Regions from separate parts of the Mus musculus genome. Here region 2 is linked to region 1. The links are chromatin loops, found by intact Hi-C in ENCODE. Cell type or tissue: left cerebral cortex. All regions are shown on one strand.

Region 1 (2,500 bases):
CGGGGTGGTGGTATGACTTGATTTCAAATCAGGTCCTTAGCCCCCTCTGGTTTGGCTAGCATCTTTCTGATTTTGAAGAAGACACCCTTGTTCTGAGAGTTAGGACACAGTGTGTGAGCGAGCGCTACATTCTCCCCTCAGCCAGATGGCATGCAATGTAGGATGAGAGCACAGAGCTTGCTGAAGAAAACTTGGAATTAATTAACCAAACTTACAGTATGTCGTCATTGTTGCTTTTTCAAGAGCTTTGGGAGGGAGAAGTTTCGGACCTATTTTAGTCCTAGTTCAGAGTCTTTGTATTTATTTTAACTTTATCTGCCAAGCTAGCTACACATAGATCCCAGTTTAACACAACCTGTTTTTGTGACTGCCTTGTGCCAATACCCATAGCTGACTGTTGTCTTCAGTTTGTGGCTTCACCAGTATACAGTTGATTATATTTTGTTAAAATCTGACTGCTTTTACCAGAGTAACTCCAGGATACCCTCAAAGCTCCCTTTGTTGTGACTTTGTTGGGAATAGTCACATGACTTATTATAATATAATCCTATCAGAACAGACCGTTCTAATGGGTGACTTGAAATGTAAAAGTTTGGGGATGGTATTGTTCCTCTGGACTGCCAAGTTGAACATGGCTGCCTGTGGGCTTCACTTGGTGTCAGTGAACCAAAATGTAGGGAATTGCCTTAAGCTGCTCTATCTAGAAGGGTCCTATGAGAGCCAAGGGGAGACATGGAGAAATGAAGCAGTGAGTTGTTCTAAGAGAAGGCACATTTCAGTGAGGAGCCATGCTTCCGGAATCTGCAGATGCACTGCAGCTACACATTTGAAGAAGTCCTGAGACCAGAACGACTGGGCTCTAGCAGGACTGTGAGGGACTCCCAAACTTACCCTGTGAAGCATAGACTCATGAGAAGAATTAGCCTTCAAGGACGAGGTTATTTTTGTGAGTCTGCCTGGTTTTACAGTGCTTATGTTAAGTGCTTATAAGATTCAAACAAACAAACAAACTTAAATAACACTTATAGGAGTAATGAATTTTTTTTTCTCTGAACTTTAACTGCCTTGACTAAGTAGCCTCATCTTTAATGAAAACATGGAGAATGGTGAGTTGCAAACTTGTTTTAAAATTTGATTATTGCCTGTTATGGCTATTGCCATTTCCAGCTTCCCAGACGTGATGGCATTCACACGAGGCCAGCACTCCCACACAGATGGCTCAGTTCAGGAACAGAACTTGGAGGTGTTTGCTTTCTATTCCAAGTGCACAAGACTCACTCTTGTGTTTTGTGTTTCTTGTGTTGCGTGGTGTTTTCTCTTGTAGTCCACATTTGTTCCTTCAGTGTCTCCTAGCGAGGGGTGTGTAATCTTTTGACATTCTGACATGATTTTGCCATCTCAAAGTGATCAAGATCCCAACATCCACTTGAAGGTTATGTCCTCAGTCACCCTACTTGTGCTCACTAGGTTCCACTTTCACAGACTCTACCTACCAGGAACGCCAAAGTAGAAGCTAAGTCTTTAACACATGTGTCTTTGTAGACACTTACCCTGACCACAGGACTGCATATATAACATGCGTTCCTTTGGTTGCCTGGGACTGTTCAGTACTGGTGCTTTTACAGAGTGTGTCTCCTATCTTGGGGAAATAGGCACTTGTGTTAGAAGATAAATGTGTTTCACCTAAAACTGAATGGTAAATCTTAGAGTGTTATCTTCTCTTCAAGAAGCAAGTATAATTCACCTTCACTTTAATAGAAAATTAATATAAGATCCGTGCATTAATTTCCTGTAGATATTGAGACTTTTCATTTGATCTTCTACTATCAGAAGTCACTACTTGAGTTAGTGTATTTTTATATGAAAAATCAGAGTTACTTTCCATTAACTGCTTATGATTTAACTCAACAAACATTTATTTAATTTTTCTCCCATGCTGGACCCAGTACTGAGTGCTATGTAGAATGACATATTTTATCCCTCTAAGAACATATGCTTAAGTTTCCCTATTAAAATTTATCTGGAGATGTCACAGATACACGAACACATAAAGAAAAGTGAACTTCAGTTAGACCCATATCTATAATATCTGTATTACATCTGATATCTATAATAATGGCTTAAAATGAGTTAATATTATTAAAATTCAAAAATACAGTTTTATAATTGCAATAACTTTGATACAGCTATATAGATGGTGATTTTTAGTGAGTTTTATTGTGTATAGCAGTTTTCCAAGTTATAAAAGTTGTCTTTTAAAATAATGACTTCATAAAATGCTGGATAGGAATGAAAAGCCATGATGAGAGCTGTTTCAGAGGTGGATTCCATACATTGGAAAGATTAGTTGTGTGCCTTGTGCTTGGAGACTAGGACTGTAGCATGTAACATACTGCATCAGAAAATATAGGCATAGGAAAAGATGTTAAGTGATGGAATATCAGCTTGACTCCAGGAACCTAAGTGATAAAGCTATAATGCCTCCATCCAAACAACTTTG
Region 2 (2,500 bases), 390 kb after region 1:
ACATGTGTGTGCCTGTGTCTGTGTGTCTGTGTGATATGTATGTGCACAGGTGGATGTCATGGAGCATTCTCCTGTATCATCCTCTGGATTATTTTCTTGAGACATGGTTTCTCAACTAATCTGGAGCTCACCTGGCAGGCAGCAAGTGTAGTGATCTTGCCCTCAATCTCAGTCCTAGGATCGCAGAGGTCTTTATGTATAGGTGTTTATATGTAGGTGTTTATATGTAGGTGTTTATATGTAGGTGTTTATATATAGGTGTTTATATATAGGTGTTTATATATAGGTGTTTATATACAGGCCATTGAGACTTAGGGAGCTTTTGTTTGGTTTTGTTTTTCATTGTTTTCTAGTTTTTTGAGACAGTTTCCTCTAGCCCTAGACTGGCCTCAAATTTGCAGTATAGATGATGCTGACCTTGACCTCTTAATCTTCTTGCCTCAGACTCCTGAGTGCTATGGTTACAGGCATGAGCCACTGCCACTGGCTTAGATGCTTGGCATCTGACCTCAGCTTCTCATGCTTCCACAGAAAGTGCTTTGATCCACTGTTTCATGCTCCCAGCCCGAAGATAGACATTACTCTTGCCCTCATTACAGAAGGGAAAACCGAAGTACCAAGAAGTTCACCATGTATTTCCTTGCTAATCATTTGTTCACTTCTTTAATTATCTGTCAAAAGTTAGCTATGTAACTGGGAGCAGAACTAGGATTAAGCCCCAAGCATATAACCCAATTATTTATACTCCTTATCAACTGCCCTCAACTACATGTATTAAAACAAAGACTCACCAGGAAATAGGACGTGGAATTATATATGCCATTGAGTACTAAAATTCCAAGACTATTTTGATTTCCTCGACAGATTAAAAGACCAGTTAGTCTTCATGGCAGTGTATGCCTGCTTTTGTATCAGATCAGATTGAAGAATTAGATTCGAAGTACATATGTAAGTTCTAAGTAGATGATATGCTGTACAAGATACCCACTTGGTCAAACATAATTGGTCTAGTCTGGCAGGTATCAAATATTATTTCTAATGGGAAGAGTTACCCATCAATCAGGAGGGAGAAGAGAAAATGACCCATCTTATTTCCCTTTAATATTTTTGAAAGCATTTACATCCCTGTTTTGTGGCACTTATCTCTATACTGGTTAAATTTTCTCCTAATTATTATTAGTTTCTTCTTAGTGATAGTCCAGAGAAATGTGGCCTTGCCTCAGGTTGATTTGTGTGGATGCCTTTCAAACATTTCTCCCTTAAGCCATGGGCCTCTGGTAGGTGGTCCTCAACGCCATGCTTTCAAACTTATGCCTAGGAATAGTTAGTTACAAACAGCAGAATCGGCAAATTCTTGAGTTCCAGATAAACATTTTTTTTTCTCTAACCACACTTTCTCTGTGCCTGCTCTTATTTTTACGAACATTATTTTTAGAGGAACAAATGTAAATGTATATATAAATTCTGAAGAGGCTCGATATGGCATGGAGCAGAGTGGGTGGGATCCTTGTGTTCAAAATAGAGGCTTTCACTGCATCAGTTTCTCGCATAAACGAACCCTGCATGGTTTACTTTTAAGGACCTGTGAAGTTTAGATGTGGACTCATACCTTCATCTTTGTGGACTTCAGCTTTGTCTTCGGAAGCTGGGCTGGGCACAGGGGTGGTGTTGACACCATCTATAAAACAGAAAGAATGCCTCAGGCTTAGTACTTCAGGCTGTGGCTTTTCCTTCCCTACAGCTCCCTCACCACTGGCCTATGAAGGTGTCAGTGTCCTTCACACGCTGAATGGTCTTACAGGAGCAGAGGGTTGTAATGCATTTTTAAAATATATATAAGTAATGAAGCATACATCTTCACATAAGACAGAGGCTAATGAACTACAAAATGTATTCTGGGTAAGGCTTGTTTGTTGGCTGTAGTTTGCCAACATGCCCAGTAGTATTTTGCTTCCTTCACAATTCTCAGAGAATGGAATACAGTTTCTGATTTGCGGTATGTAGTAACATGTACCCATGCAGGTTTCTACAAAATGCTTTGATGTGTGTGATTTTTATAGTTTGCTTTTGCTCAGCTCAGCATGCGTATAGGCTGCCAATTCATTCGGCTGGCCAGCTGACCAGTGGCTCTGTGGCTGTCAGCAGTGTAGTCCAGGAGATGGGGACCACTCAGAACAAGGCCCCCAGAGATATGCAGGGATATCATGTCACCCGGTTATAGAATGGAGACCAAGGACAGGGAGGACCCTGTCCACCTCATAGTACCAATTAAGGCCATTCAGACCTGATCTCTCTTACTGGTCTCACCAAAACCATGGGGATTTGATTCATGTTTGATCTCCACAGTGTTAGGTAATTAGCTACTAGCAGTAAAACTGTAAAATTAGGATGCAGGAACATATTAAAGTCATCGGACAATTGGTAAGACAATATACACATTTTCTTACAGTTATTCAGTCACAGACTTAAAGATAAAATCCTCAATTCAAGGACATTTTCT

The links. Hi-C counts contacts between places; a loop is a spot of excess contacts. Peaks named below come from ENCODE experiments on the same cell type or tissue, not always from the same donor. Only the 100,000 strongest peaks of a DNase experiment are listed, where the experiment ranks them.
Region 2: a loop joins it to region 1, with 2.6 times the contacts of the local background. A loop is called at or near these places in 2 of 42 quality-filtered maps.

Annotation. Positions count from the first base shown.
Region 1 is chr2:142,645,793-142,648,292 of GRCm38, reverse strand. All of the region lies in intron 25 of Kif16b (kinesin family member 16B), which reads left to right. Among named protein-coding and RNA genes, the nearest start is that of Kif16b, 250 kb to the left of the region's middle. In left cerebral cortex, no CTCF peak of the experiment used is centred here; DNase peaks (open chromatin) are centred at 170, 673 and 1,212; H3K27ac peaks cover 1,060 bases.
Region 2 is chr2:142,260,271-142,262,770 of GRCm38, reverse strand. It overlaps Macrod2 (mono-ADP ribosylhydrolase 2), which reads right to left. Exons shown (of 19, transcript NM_001013802.3): 13 at 1,610-1,678. Among named protein-coding and RNA genes, the nearest start is that of Gm25583, 620 kb to the right of the region's middle. In left cerebral cortex, no CTCF peak of the experiment used is centred here; a DNase peak (open chromatin) is centred at 1,519; H3K27ac peaks cover 391 bases.